Linked DNA regions of Mus musculus: regions 2 and 3 are each linked to region 1. A link is a contact called in ENCODE Hi-C or POLR2A ChIA-PET data. All regions are on one chromosome and are shown on one strand. Each heading gives the region's core, a stretch centred on a gene start or an enhancer-like site at or near the end of the contact. The rest is flanking DNA. Distances are from core to core; before and after follow the strand shown. Region 1 holds the start of Usp9x (ubiquitin specific peptidase 9, X chromosome). Region 2 has its middle 78 kb from the start of Gm14634. Region 3 holds the start of Ddx3x (DEAD box helicase 3, X-linked).

Region 1 (5,074 bases), core at 858-3,357:
AGTTCCCACGTAAGTACACCCAAAATAATTCTTCATAAGTCAAATTATACAAAAAAAGAGAGATGCAAGGCTGGTGGGTTTTAAGGTTAAAAAAAAATTATTTCGAGTGCCTCTCCTACTAACAGAAACAAAAATATTACCAAAACCCCACAATTCCTTCATTTACAATCAACGACCCTCTGTGGCAATTACACACACCTGTAAACTGTGGCTGTGAAAATTCAATTAACGGTGTTAACTACAGAACTTTCAAAATAATTTAAGCACGTCGTATCTAAAAATCTTATCTTCCAGTCTCTGAAGAAATCCAAACAGAAACAAAACCCCCAGCTTCGCACCTGTTTAACTTAAATATTTCACAATGAATGAAAAACAAGCCATTTATCAAGCCTGCAGCCTCACATCACCAGCATCTCAAGGTTTTATCAGTTACAAACTTGCACATACTAGTATTTCCTTTCTTCGTCTTCGTTTTTTCCTCCTCCTTCAGGAACAGCTAAAAATACAAAGGTGGTCGGTCTACTGTCGCTTGGAAGCGATTTCGGCATCAAAACATCCTTCCGGGCCTTTGGCCCACCGTGAGCAGCCGGAGGGGGCGAGGGAGGTGTGGGGGAGCGATAACCGGCTCGGCCTTCTCAGGGCACTGGGCCGCTGAGCGACTGCGGGTTATCGCGGGAGGGCGGCGAGGAGGCCAACTCGTCCGCGGGCCTGATAGCCAGGCGTCGCCGGGGCCTAGCGCTCCCGCTCCAAATCACTCCACCTCAGTAATGGCGTTCGGTGTCAAGTGGAACAGGCCGAGGGCGTCCGCCGCCGGGTTAAGGGGCGCGCGAACCAACCGTCCCCGCCCCCGCCCGCGCCGTGCCCGCGCCCCCGCGCGCTCCCGACCGACCTCCCGCGCGGGTGGAGGGGCGGCACGGCGCGCCGGAGTCTCCATCCTCCTCCTTCTCCTCCTCCTCCTCCTCTCCACTCCCGTCAGGCAGGGAAGGGGGAGGAAGGGGGAGGGCCGGAGCCGTCAGCCATTTTCCCTGCCAGTCCAAAACACACACGCACACACAGCGCCACGCTCACTCACGGACACGGACACACGCTCGCGGGACGCCGGCCGCGCGCACCACGGAGGCTCGCGCGCGCCCGCGACGGCCGGGGCTCGGGGCGACCCCCAACCCCGGCAGCCAGGCCCCCAAGGGAGGACCGCTTACGCACACACACCCCCTCGCGCCGTCCTCCCCAGCCCTCCAGCCAGCCGGAGGCCCTGGGCGCCGCCGGGCTCGGTACTCACCAAACACAACCCGGGAGTCTCCTACGAAGCGGGCCACGCGGAGGCGGGAGACGAGATGCAAAAGCTCGATCCCGGGACCGGGCCTAACCTGGGAGCATCCCAAGCCGGGGGCTGGCGAGGGACAAAAATATGAGAGGCTGCGGATGGCGGGCGGGCTCGCGACGCGCGACGCGTACCGACCAGGGGTCTGGCCCTCACCCTGGCCGCCCTAGGGCAGCGGTGACCACGGCCGCCGCCTCCCTCTCGGCCGGCCGCAGCCCTCTTCCCCCTTCTCCCCTCAGGCTCGGGCGCTGAGCTCAGACAAGCTCCGGGCGGTGCGTTTCTCCTGCGTCACCTCCTCCTGCTCCTCCTCCTGCAGCGGCAGTTTCACCTTCCCCTAGTCGCCGCCTCTGTCCCCCCACTCCAGGCCTGCTCGCTTAGCTACCGCTCCTGTCCTCACTCCCGTCACCCACCCCAAGCCCTGGGGCGGTAAAGGCGGCCGCCTCCCTGGAGGGCGAGGCGGCGGCGGCCGACTCCCGCGAGGCCTGGGAGCCGGTGCAGGCAGGGAGGGGGTTCGCTGGGACAGGGAGGAGGGCCCCAATGGGCCGTTTACCGAGAGCTTGCGGCTCCGCCACCGGCGGACTCTAGCTTCCGCAGCCTTGGGTACCACAGCCTCGTCAATATGGCGAACCCAACAAATCAAGAAAGAAAAGAAAAGACAGAAAGAAAAAGAAAGAAAACCCGCACGGCCGGTGGTGGTGGCGGTGGCGGTGGCAGTGTCGGAGGCGGCGGCGACGGCGGCAGCAACAGCAGCGGCAGCGCAGACTCCCACTAGTCTCAGCACCGCCCAAGGCTCAGCGCTTCTCCGCCCCCATCAGGGCCCTCCCCCTCCAAGCCCCGCCCTCAGCGCCCGGCCCGGCCCCTCCCCTTGCCCAGCCCCCCTCTGGGCCAGCTGCCCCCTCTCCCTGTCCACCTCAGGCTGTTGAGGGAAAGAAAGGAAGAGCGCTGTGGGCCACTAGGGGGCCCAGACAAGGCCCCGTCGCCTGGAACACTGCGAGCTGGGTGGGGGAGGGGAAGACAATGCTAGGGAAAGATCGTACCATCGCTTCCGGACGGCCACTGCAGGGGGTCATGCGAGGGAGCCAGAGACCCTTACAAACCGTAGGGGACCGAACCGAGAGCTGACGAAGGACTCGGACCACTCCAAAGAGGAGGGTGGAGTGGGGGGAAGGGAGAGATCCGGCATGCGGCCTGGGCAAAGGGACTGACTGTCGGGAATGGCAGGGATGTGGACAGGAAAGGGTTAATAAGCACGCAAGCTGCAGCCGCGTCGCTAGTTTGACTAGGGCTGCTTGTTTTTGTTCCATTGTGAACCATGGCCCCACCATCCAGTGCCCGGATGGTGACGTCACCGGCCTCCCCCTTTTCCGGGATGGTTCGGAGGATTGGTTGGGGAGTGGGGGGGGGGGGTGACGGAAAGACTAGATTCCTGGGTCCCGGTGCTAGGCGTTTGCACCCGCCTTGCTTGAGGGTCTCGACTGCGCAGCTGACCCATGTCACGTGACACGAGGATAGGACAAGCCACAGAGCAGTGGTGCCAGGTCCTGAGGGTTTGGCCACCTGCACCCAGCCGATAGGGGGAAGGTGTGGCTTGAACTCCAGAGCGGGGTCGCGGGGGGTGGGGGGAGCTGCTTCCCACTCCACTTTGAGGGAGGCGCTTTAAGCAGCTCATTCACACGATCCTGCAGCATCAGTACCTAAAAGCATTTCGTCAGTCTTAAAGGCATAGTGACTGGGACTGAGAACATTTTGGACACCGGAATCCTTACAACAGTAAAGACAAAAAATTATACACCGTCCTAGACACCTTAGCTACTCAGTAATACTAAATGTAGCAAAATGAACTTCTATTGCCATATCATCAACACCATTCAGTGTGAGAACCTGGGAGGGACTTATGAACCCATCCGCTATGTCAGGGACTATTTTCTGCATATTGAGACTCCGAACTATAAGCTGCGGAGGAAGAACTTAACAGAGCAATCTCAAACGTTGTAGGTTTGAAACGATTCTATAATTTACCTAAAATTCACAAATGAAGAGAAAATGAATACAATTACTGATCGATATTTCATTTTGACTTAAAAATGCCTGTTGGCAGCAAATCTTTAAAAATCATTATAAAATACTATAAAGTTAATTACATTTCATATAGAATAGATGAACTTATGCTATAAGCAGTCATTTCTTTAAAAAATTTTTTTCTATTTATTTCATGTATGTGAGTACACTGTACCTGTCTTCAGACACAGCAGAAGAAGAAATTGGAACCCATTACAGATGGCTGTGAGCCACGGTGTGGTTGCTGGGGATTGAACTCAGGAGCTTTGGAAGAGCAATCAGTGCTCTTAACCGCTGAGCCATCTCTCCAGCCCAACACAGTCATTTCTAATAAAGGAATATTAAATGGAATCCCAAAGAATTTAGGGGACAGCATGTTGCCGGTGTAATTTTTTGAAACCATTTCTCTATACAGCACAAGACTGTTTTCACCACAAAACTAATAGCTTACCCTAAACACATTATTTATAGTCCTTATAACTCTTACCACATGCAATCTTATTTATATAATTACTTCCGTGCATGCTTTCCCTTGCTTATGGAGCCTCCAGAGAGAGCCTACCAACCATGTAACACTCTTAATTTGCTAAGTACATGGTATGGTGGGTTTATTTAATCCTCAGAACCCTCTGAAACAGACGGATAGGTATTTCTAGCCTTGACTTTAGATAGGAAAACAAAACGGTTAAATCATCAGTTTAAGATCAACAAGCCTGGTAAGCACATGTAGCTCTTTTAGCCATATCTAAAGTGCATCCTTAACAGAAATGTCCACAGTAGCCAATTCTATTCAGCATTATACTTGAGGTTCTAGTCAGAGAAGGAGAAGAAATGAAAGATACCCAGATAAGAAAGGAACAATTAAAACTTTCCTCACAAATAACATAATCTTACTCAGGGAAAACCTTAGGTAACCCAATATAAAAAAAAAAAACAATAAAACTAATACATGATTTTTAACAAGACTAAGGCTAGAGATTTGTCTACCTCCATTCATCCTCTCACAAAAAAGCTATCACATTATACCCTATAAATATGATTACTATGTGTCAATTTAAAATAACAATCTAACTCTTTTTAGACAACCTACAGAATGTTTTTTAAAGTCTCTGTAAATCATTTATCTAATAAGGAATTAACATCCACAATATTAACTTCAACTCAACAAACAGCAAAACAAAACCCTTCAATAAAGAAGTAAGCAAAAGGGTGACTTCTAGGACATCCAGGACTACACAGAAAAACTCTGCCCAAAGTACCAGCAAAACCAAAAATAAAACAAAACAAAAAAGCAAAAGAGGCTGGTGAGATGGCTCAGTAGGTAAAGGTGCTTGCTATGAAGCCTGACAACCTGAGTTTGATCCTTGGAGCCCACATGGTGGAAGAAGTAAATAGGCTCCTTCAAGTTGTCCTCTGAACTCTTGTAATGCATGTATGCATGCACACGTGCGCGCGCGCGCGCACACACACACACACACACACACACACACACTTTTTAAAATGTAAAAACTAAGCAAAGGGAAATGGGTAGAAGGCAGTTACAGTTGTCTGTTATCCCAGCACAGCAGAGGCAAAGGCAGAGGCCGAGGCCAGAGAGGCAGAGAGGCAGAGAGGCAGAGTCAGAGGCAGGACAATGTTCTGTTTAAGTCCAGCCTGGGTTATACAGTCAAACTCTATCTCAAAAAGGTAAAATTA
Region 2 (5,074 bases), core at 1,248-3,747, 230 kb after region 1:
TCTACCTCAGCAGATAAGTGGCCAGCCAGAATGTGGTACTCTGGACCACGTCATTTTCACTAGAACAAGTATTCTCCCTGGTTTTAATTATTTTGGGACAGGTTCCCATATAGTCCTGGGGTGGCTGAGGCTAGCCTTTAACTCTTGATCTTCCGGCCTGTACCTCCTAAATGCTAGGATAACAGTGTGTAACAGCATACCTGACTTATTCAGGGCTAAGAATCAAACCTAGAGCTTTGTGAATGTTAGACAAAGCACTCCACAAAAAGACCTATAATCTTTACTTTGATGTAGGCGAAAATTATTTTATTAATAATATTTAAACAATTTATTTTTATTGTGATGGATATATAAGTTTACACAAAGGACCAAATCATGCAGACACCTAAAACTACATCCAGTACCATGTTCAAGAGCTCACACATTCACACCCAAGTAACACTGGAAAATGTTATTTTCTTCCTTTTAAAAAGTGTGTGTGTGTGGGGGGGGGGCTGGTGAGATGGCTCAGCGGTTAAGAGCACTGACTGCTCTCCCAAAGGTCCTGAGTTCAAATCCCAGCAACTACATGGTGGCCCACAACCATCTGTAACAAAAATCTGATGCCCTCTTCTGGAGTGTCTGAAGACAGCTACAGTGCACACACATATAATAAATAAATAAATAAATAAATAAATAAATATTTTTTTAAAAAGTGTGTGTGTACGTGCGTGCGTGCTCGTGCAAGCACTTGTACATGTGTGTATGTGAGTGTGGAGGTAAGAGGAGGACACAGGGTATTCCCCTCCATCACTATGTGCCATATTTCCTTGAGACATATTCTCTCAATGAGCCTAGATTTGGGCTGAGAACCTCCAAGCCCTGGTAATCCTCCACCCATCCCCACCCCCACCCCCAGCACTGAAGTCAAGTGTATATGGCCACATCCAGGCTTAAAAAATAATTGTATGAGCCGGGCATGGTGTTGCACGCCTTTAATCCCAGCACTTGGGAGGCAGAGGCAGGCGGATTTCTGAGTTCAAGGCCAGCCTGGTCTACAGAGTGAGTTCCAGGACAGCCAGAGTTACACAGAGAAACCCTGTCTCAGAAAAACCAATAATAATAATAATAATAATAATAATTGTATGTATGTGTATGACGTGTGTTCATGTTTATATGTGAGGGGACACACATATGGAGGTCAGAGGACAACTTTGGGTGACTTTCCCCCTTGTGACTTATAGTGACATTGGAAGCCTATTAAAGGAAAACTATTCTTGGTCAGGAGAATGGAATCTCTCTCTGGGTAGAGACATGGCATTGTCCCTTGAATTAATCCAGTTGGCCTGCTTATTATATAATCCAGTGCTCTGGCCAAGGACCACCCCTCAGGAAGTCGGGTTCACTGGATCTATGCTAGAGAGACAGGTGGAATAATGAGCCCTTTAATCAGCTGATGTATTTTCCCTCCCCAAAGCAGTTGCTAAGGAGCTTCCATGAAGTCTATCAAAGTATAAATTTTCCTTTTTCTTCTTCTTCCTCCTCCTCCTGTTCATGGAGCCTAGGTAAGACTGGTCTACACAGTTCCAGGAAAGGCAGGGCTACGTACAGAGACCCTGTCTCAAAGCGGGGCAGGGTCAGAAAAAGGAGTTTTAGTCAACTTGACCACCTTGGGAAAAGGGACAAAGAAATCTGTCCTCTGTTCTTGTGTCGTCATGCTTCCACTCCCATCCTCCACTGCTTCAGTCTCTCCAGCAAGGTCACCTGACAAGACAGAACCTGGTCTCCATTTCAGCTCTCAGCCTTCCCTTTTCTGAGTATGAGGTTCCTAGGGAAATTACAATGTTAAGAGTGTCTGTTGTTTCAATAGTCTGTTTGCTACAATGTCTCTTTCCAATATCCTCTTTCCTGCCTAGCAGGCTGGCTACAAATGGGTGGTGGTTAGGCGGGGTGGTGGTACGGTGGTGGTGATGGTGGGATATTCCTGGGGCACACCTTTCCTCCATTCCAAGAAACCGACCATGGTCACTAGCTGCCCATCAATTTAGTACCAGATTCTCAGACCGGACTAAGGAGATCAGTCCGTGCATTTGATTTCAGAAACCGTGAGACTGGAGGTCATCGTGCCCCTTTCACTGGAGAAATGGTGGGAAGAAAGAAACGCGTCATTACAATCGTTAAGGCTGTCTCTTTGTCCTTGGTGATACAAACTAGTTTGCTGAATTGGCTGCTGTAATGAAAAAGGGGGTGGGGGGAGAGATTGAGATTTTTCCCAAGCGTGGGAGGTAATTACTGGAGAAAGGTTGCGCGTCTGCGGCGAGCAGGTTACACCACACGAACAAGAAAAACGCGGAGCATTTTTCTAGCTAATAATGCCCATCCAAAAGCAAAGGGTGGGAGGACCCTGCGGCCCCGCAGGCCTGTGCTGCCGACAGCAAGCTGCTTGGACTGGATCCAGGATGCTGCTGGCAGCTGCCCATTGCTCACACGGAGGGGGAAGGGGTGGAGACTCAGCTGGAGCAGGAACAGGGCTGCAGCTCCTTAAACGCCCCAGCTTTTGCAGGCATTGTCATTCCAAATCCCAGCTCCCTTAGGGACTTCGTCCAAGAACTCAGGCTGGCTGTCTTTGCTATTTAGGACTAAAATAAAATTCCCTGCTTCTGTAGGATGATTTGGTAGTAGCTCTGCGTAAATCAGCTTCTAGCCCTTTAAAATTTTTTCGTTCTTTTCTTCTCTCTGGTCTGCAACAGATGCTTGAAATTCCTCTTTGGCAAAAGGAATTCTCCTTTGCAGCCTTCGCTTTTAAATGCAAATAAGGCCGTGTGGGGAAAGTGAATCGGTTTGTCTGAGGATAGCATGTGGATGCTTGCACAAACATAACACGAAATGAAAATGTTGTAAAGGGCTTTATGGGGGGGGGGTCTGCCTGCAAGACCACCACCAGTCTAGCCCGTTGGCAGAATAATTCCATTTGGTCACATGCTCACTTAGGCACTTTTTTTTTTTTAAATCACTTTCAATTATGTCTGTAAACGCCAAGTGCAGGTGCTCTCAGAGGCCAGAAGAGGGCATCAGATCTCCTTTAAGCTGGAGCTACTGGTAGTTGTTGGGGAAAGGAACTCCAGTCCTCTGTAAGAGAAGTAATATTCTTAACCACTGAACCATGTCTCCAGCCCTCCCCAAACTTTCTAATTAAGGGTTACTAAGTACAATAAGTTTGAGATAAGAACTGCCCCACCCCCTGGCATACCACACCTCCCCGTGGGCATGGGGTGGGGGGGTCCGCTCTCGAAAACACACACACACACACACACACACACACACACACACACACAGTTCCAGTCGCTGAGCCAGGCCCTGCAGGTACAAAGAGATGGTTCCTCACAGAGAGGTTCAGGGAATCAAATGTGTAAAGAGAGGGCAGTTACAGTATCAGGTTTCTGTTAGAACCATGCTGACCTGGCACATGCAGTGGAGACTGGGTTAGGTAGTCACAGAAGGCTTCTTGGAAAGGGCATGTCCTAGTGTTAGAGAAGCGATATGCTTTCTCAGTGAGAAATCAGTCCTCAAACTAGAGGTGAATGAAAGCTCTTTAGTAGCGGTTAGCCAATTGGGGTTAATGCCCAAATAAGAACTGACCCCCATCAGAAGGTTTCTATAAACTTTAGGATTATACAGTCCATGAACATTGTCATCCTTAAATCTTTTTTGAGTCCTAGCTCCAGGTTACACTTTAAACAATTTAAACACAGACAGGAGACTGTAACTTTGGTCCCTTAGGCAGGGAAGAGGTTCACACAGCAAAGATACTGCATATTGCTAGAATTATTTTTAAGTACACCAGTGGTCTTTCTTTCTTTCTTTCTTTCTTTCTTTCTTTCTTTCTTTCTTTCTTTCTTTCTTTGAATAATTGTTCCAGGTGGGTCATCTTGTTAGAGGTATTCTTTGGGAATGAGAATCAGGGATTAATGACTGGTTGTATATCAGAGGTGTCTCCTTGTTGGGAATAGGGTCTAATATCTGGAAAAAAAATTTACACCCTAGTATCCTAAATTTGTTTGTTTTTCAAGTCAGGGTTTCTCTGTGTAGCTCTGGCTGTCCTGGAACTCACTCTGTAGACCAGGCTGGCCTCGAACTCAGAAATCCTCCTGCCTGCCTCTGCCTCCCAAGTGCTGGGATTAAAGGCATGCACCACCACTGCCCAGCTCAAATCAAACTCTTGTGTGAATCTGTTTTGTGGTGTGATCTTTGCATTACCTTAGCCCTGACCTGCCAAGATACTTCTCTGCCAAAACCCTAAGAGGCCTGGTTCACATACCTCCGGTATTTTGGAGGCAGTGCTCCCTTAGCTAAATTCCATGTCTCCTAAGCAAATCTATTAACAAATTCTTTATAACACCATTTGTATTTGTTTTGAACTTTGATCTCATTAGTGTGGCAGGAGATCAAACTGGAGACTACATCAAGATTAACATAAAGGTTAATCTTAGCGCTCCAGAGGCAGAAGCAGGCTCATCTCTTATTTTGAGGCCAGCCTCTTCTACTTAGTAAGTTCAAAGCTAGCCAGGACTACATAGTAAGACCCTGCTAAAAGAGAAAGGAGTGAGGAAGAGGAGATTAACTCATAAAAGAAGCCAGTTGGGGAAAAAAAAAAGGCAGGAAACCCTTCTCTACTTCAGCTTCACACAGCTAATGAAGAATGTTTATGGCAGGTTGCAAAGAAAGACTGCAAACCTTCTAAGGGACTAGAAATTAGCCAGTCTGAGGCAGCCAGGGAGAGGAACCATGATTACATAATAAATGTGGCAAACGTCCAAGATGGCTGCCTTCTGCCTCACCCCACTGACCTGCTGGCAGCTTAAAATAAAGGCCTGGTGGGCTTTTTTTCCTCCAGCCAGTAGGGCCCCCTCCTGACAGACTTACTTGTTTAACAAGCTCAAGGCCAGATCAGCACTGTTTATATCAAAGATTTGGGCTTATCCTTTCCAATTGACCAGCAGTAAATTGGGGGGTGTGTGTGTGTGTGGGGGGGGGAGCCTTACAAGAACAAAGCAGGAAAGTCCTCCAGGAAAGACTGGACTGTGAGCGTCCAGAG
Region 3 (5,074 bases), core at 765-3,264, 210 kb before region 1:
GGTCATCACGCTTGGTGGCAGATGCCTTTACCCACTGAGACATATTGTCGATATATAACTACTATCTATTTAGGAGTATAAACCACAATTGAAAAACAGGAAGAAAAAAAAAAAAACAGGAAAGTTGGAACTGTTACGTTTTAAGGAAATGTTACTCGATAAATCTGTGCCGATACTTGCAAACTACTAGTATCGCTAAGCTCCCTGAAAACAGAAAGCAGATGTAACCTCTTTGTCATTAGAAAAAATGTTGCCATGCCTTGATACTGTAACTACCGTTTAAAGCCGCGTTTATTAAAATCTGAGTTTTGGTTTTTTTTTACGAGTTTTTTAAATGTGCTCTGGTTTGCCTGCAGTGTGAGGGTGTCTGATCTCCTGGAACTGGAGTTACACAGGCATGACCTGCCACGTGGGTGCTGGGAATTGAACCCAGTCCTCTTAACGGATGAGCCATCTCTCTAGTCTACGTAGGTTTTTTTTTTTAATCATTTGACATTAATCGAAGCAACAAAGTTGCCAAATGCACTGTTGGTACTCATTACAAACTTGAACCACTCCGAATTCCTAAGCTTTCGAAGTTAAATCCACTACCAACTTATGAAAGGCTCTTGGAAATATAATTTCCAATATAGTTCAACAATAGTATCATTTTAGTATAAGTATCATTTAGAATGGAAAATGTTACCAGTGTCCCTTAAGTTACAATGTGTCACAACATGGAAGATTTACTGTAGCAGGTCATAGGTCAGGCAGAAGGCACCAGACCCTCATCTCCTTGGCCTCTAAATCTAGAAATGGAGTCTCGATTAAGTAATCAGAAACCAGGCCTGACCAATCTCCCAATTTTACTTCGATGGCAGCAACAAGTTATCTGTTGCCATATTCTGGGCATTTTGCCTCTAGAGGATCCCAGAGTGGGCCATCACTCGCAAGGCGCGTGGTCCTCCCTTGCGCCCAGGTAAAGGGCGGGCGTGCCCGGCTCGGGCCGCGCGGTCGTTTCCTGGAGCCTAAGGCTGAGCAAGGGCCGCGCCGGGTGGCTCGCGTCACCGCCAAGCCCGGCGCAAGTGCGCACGCAGCGGCCCTGGCCTCCCTCCCCCTCCTCCCCCCGCCCAATCCGCCCTGAAATTTCTGCGTCACAAAACTTTCCACTCGGGAACCGCGGCCTCCCCTGCCGCGACGCACCGGGCCGGCGGGGCCGAAGCAACCCAGCTGGCTTGCAGGCGAACCCGCTGGCGGGCAGACCCGGGGGGATGGGGATGGGGGTGGGGGGGCGACCGCGCAGCACCGCCGGCCTGCGCCACACAAAGGAGGCCGCCGCCATTAGCCCGCGCAGAGGCCAGCCCCCCTCCCGCGGCGCCCCCTCCCACATTCCAGCGCCGCGGGGCCACTCGGCCAGCCCGCGCGCCGCCGCCAGCTCCCTAATTTCCAAACCACAGCCACTGGGGCCATGGAAGCCCAAAGCCCCGGAAATCCGGGGCCAAAACCATCCACCCGGGCCCCGCCACGCCACGCGGGGCAATCTCCCCCCCCCGACCGCCCCGATCCCCACCTGCGGGTCACTAATCAACCAGGGGACGCGCGTGCGCCCGAATGCGCGCGCCCCCTCCCCCTCCGCTCGCCTGCGCACAGACACAAAAGCCGCCATTGTGCTCGGGCCAGGGACAATACCGCGCACCGAGCCGAGCCGGAGGAATCACCGGCTCTAGCACTCCCCCCGCAAGCATCCAGTCCCTCCAGAGCCCCTAGCCACTGGCCACCCGCCGGCCCGAGCCGTCCAGGGAGACGGGAAGGCAAAAAGCAGAACTTAAAGAGCTGCGCCACAAGGCAGGCTAGGGCAGGGGGCAAAGTGATGCAGCGACCCCCGCGGCTCAGGCTCACCTGCTGGTCCAGCCCGAGCGCATTTTCCACTGCCACATGACTCATCCCTGAAGAGTACCGAGAAATCGGAGTCTTCCGCTGCTGAGCAAAGGCTGCCTCTACCGCAAAGGCCCTCTCACGGGAGAACTGCGGCTTTGAAGCGCACCGCGCGGCCACCGACCTTATATACCGACTCGGAGGACTGCTACGTCAGCACGTAAGACGTGTGCCCTCCTCTCCCGGGCGGCCGGCCACTGCCGTTAGGAGCTCTGCCTGCTTACGGTGCGTTGCTCGGCTGAGTCCCGTGAGATTTCCTAATCAGTCCAGTTACCCGCGTCCTCGTCGGCTCATAAAGAAGCCTTGGGTATATGTGGTTCTGGTTCTCCTGGGTTTGCTATCCCCTGGTCTCCACCGGTCCCCTAATCTTACTGTTTTCTCGAGATCTCGCGAGAAATGATTGCTGACCGTCCTCTAGCCTTAAGGCCCTAAGCTTTAAACTAGGTTGATTGGCTGCTCCTCCCCTGTGTACCCAGTTTTCGTCCTTCTTTCTAGCACTCGTCCCTTCCTCTCCGTCCCCGGGCGTGGAGATGATGCAGTGGGCTTTGTCTGGCCTAACTAATGAGCCCTGGCTCTGCGTGGAGGGCAGTGGGATCACGTGACCGTGGGTGTCCAGCAAGGTGGCCATCTTGTGAAGAAGGGAAACTCGCTTGACTAGTGCTGGGAATGGGAGGGAGGGACGGGAAAACTGCGGGAGGGCGGGGAGGAGAAAGGGGGAAGGGAACTAGAAATGAGAAGCAGAAAGGTGGAAGGCTGCATGGTGACCCGAGTCCATCTGAGCAGGGACTGTAGGGGATGTGCGGGTTGCTGTAGGCTTCAGATCGCCGTTGCCTATAGATAGCATCACTCCCACAGCCCCACTCTGAAGGAACAATAAAACTATCTCACGCGAATCTAGAGCCGGCAATCCAGGACCCTCCCGGGACCCGGAGCCTCTCTCGTTTGTGAAAGAGTCACTTATTGTAGGCCCCTGTGTCCTTCCGCGTGGCATTCCTGGCACCAGCCTGTGGCTGTTGGCACAGTAAGGGACCCCAGGGAGGCGAGAATGTGTGACTGGACACAACCTGTGTCTCCCTGACCGAGATAACTTGCCTCAGGCCTCTCTCTCCACTAGACAGAATATGGAGGAAAAAGGGGTCTGTCATCAAACGGGCCGATTCTGGTGGACCCCGCTTCTAGGCGGACCACCCCCCAAGACTCAGCTTCAAAAACACATACCCTTAAACAACAAAACCAAAAGAATATATTGAGCCCTCAGCTTTTAGGCAATGGCAGCACACAAGTTACCTAAAAGATACTCCTTTCTGACCCTCAGTTTCACAAATAAAACACAGGACTCAGCACCCCCCCCACCTCAACCCCAAACCCAACCCCCCCACCAGGGGCCTTCTGCTGCCAGAATTCAAACAATTACTTCTCATCACATAGTTTACTGTACAAACTCTTCTACTTTTCCAGTTTGTAAAATTGAAACTGAACTTTTAAAGAGATACGGAAACAATAAAACAATCCCTAGGCAAGTTGCTTTTCGGCTTTTGTTCTCAATTTTCCTCCTCTATAAAAGAGACCACTAGACTTCAAACCCCTGTTGTTTTTACTATTCATTTTGTGTAACAATTGAATGTTGCTTTTCAGTTAATGATGGCAGCTACATTTGAAGCCAACCTAGATGATGATGTGGTTTTGTGTCTACATGGGTATCCAGTGGACCAATTCTCTCATATATGGAATTGATCTAGCACGCCTGGCTCTGTTGACCACATACCAGTAGTCCTCAGCAGTATTAGCACCCTCAGATGCACATATTTCCATAGTGCCCCTTTGAAAACCATTAGACCCAAGGATTCCTATCGTCCTGTGGTGGTTTGAAGAATGAGCCAGCGCACGTATGCATGCGCGCTTGCGCACAAGCAGGCGCGTGCGCCCGCGCGAGCGCGCGCACACAGACACACACCCTCCCACTCCCCCATTCAGGTTTGAATACTTGGTCCTGAGTTGCTAGAACTGTCTAGGGAGAATTAGGACGTATGGCCTTGTTGAAGGAGGTGTGTCACTGGAAGTGAGTTTTGAAGTCTCAAAAGACTCCTGGATCCCAGTCCTCTTTGTGTGTGTGTGTGTGTGTGTCCCCACCTTCTGCTAGTGGTTCAAGATGTGAGCTCTCAGCTGTCCTGCCATCATATATTCTAAGCCTCTGAAAGCATAAACCCAACTGAATGCTTTATTTTATACGTTGCTTTGACCATGGTGTTTTGTCGCAGCAAATCCAAAGAAACTAAGATGGGTTCCTTTCTGCTATGAGATTTGAGGATTCACAAAGCACAGTAGTGAGATATGTTTTTAGTTTTGTTTTAGATTCCTTTTCACATAAATCTAGACAAATAGGAGTCTGTTGTTCAAGAGCTGGAGATTCTGAGCATCACTCCAATTGCTTGCCACGGGGAGGTTAACTGACAACCTGCTTCTGGGCTGTTTTACTTATGTAGACTATATCCACAGGGCACTGTCAGGGGGAATCCCTGCCCCCATCAAATATGCAGCAGGTTCCTATTTTCAATTAGCCCTGCTTCGTATACTTAATTCAAATGACTAGGGTGTTTTGTTAATAAGTTATTGTTGAAATACCAAACGTACAGGAAATTCAGTGTTGGAAAAATGGCTTAGTGGTTAAAAGCCATGCACTGTTCTTTCAAAGGACCCAAGTTACATTTCCAGCACCCACCTCAGGCTGTTTACAACCTCCTGTAACTGGCGCCAGGGGATCTGATACCGTTTTGGCCTCCATAGGCACCTGTAGACATAAACATACGTACACACATAAATAAATTTTAAAAAATCTTTTTTAAATGTACAAAAAAATGGAAAAACAAAAAAGATTCGTCTTCCAACGTATTCACTCTGAAAAGGAATAGTGTGCAGGCTTAGAGCAGCTAAACCTCCCCCCCCCCCCAATGACTGGTCTATTAAGGAGCAATTTACATCTTTTACTGTAAGTAGCTTTCTTAGTGTTCTATTGCTGTGAAGAAACACTATGACCACGGCAACTTTTATAAAAGAATGCATTTAATTGGGGCTGGCTTAAAGTTTCAGAGGCTTAATCCATTATCATCATGGTAGGCAGCATGGCGGCGCAGAGGCAGGCATGGTGCTGGAGAAGCTGAGA

Evidence for each region. A loop is a pair of places that touch in the nucleus more often than their neighbours do. ChIA-PET counts read pairs that join two places held with the same protein, here RNA polymerase II (POLR2A).
Region 2: a loop to region 1 is called in a map of left cerebral cortex, with 20 times the contacts of the local background. The contact joins the enhancer-like site here to the promoter of Usp9x in region 1. A Hi-C loop is called at or near these places in 2 of 37 maps with a recorded cell type or tissue (both left cerebral cortex). POLR2A ChIA-PET finds 5 or more read pairs at or near these places in 3 of 5 experiments (Patski and embryonic stem cell).
Region 3: a loop to region 1 is called in a map of heart, with 9 times the contacts of the local background. The contact joins the promoter of Ddx3x here to the promoter of Usp9x in region 1. A Hi-C loop is called at or near these places in 1 of 37 maps with a recorded cell type or tissue (heart). POLR2A ChIA-PET finds 5 or more read pairs at or near these places in 1 of 5 experiments (embryonic stem cell).

What each region holds. Positions count from the first base shown.
Region 1 is chrX:13,068,531-13,073,604 of GRCm38, reverse strand. Usp9x (ubiquitin specific peptidase 9, X chromosome) reads right to left here and starts at 2,107. Exons shown (of 45, transcript NM_009481.2): 1 at 1,872-2,107.
Region 2 is chrX:12,837,779-12,842,852 of GRCm38, reverse strand. No RefSeq gene overlaps it. Among named protein-coding and RNA genes, the nearest start is that of Gm14634, 78 kb to the right of the region's middle. Within about 2 kb of position 2,497, at least 1 of the 3 ENCODE cell types and tissues checked has a DNase peak (open chromatin) inside an H3K27ac peak, as active enhancers do.
Region 3 is chrX:13,277,962-13,283,035 of GRCm38, reverse strand. Ddx3x (DEAD box helicase 3, X-linked) reads right to left here and starts at 2,014. Exons shown (of 17, transcript NM_010028.3): 1 at 1,879-2,014. The coding sequence starts at 1,923.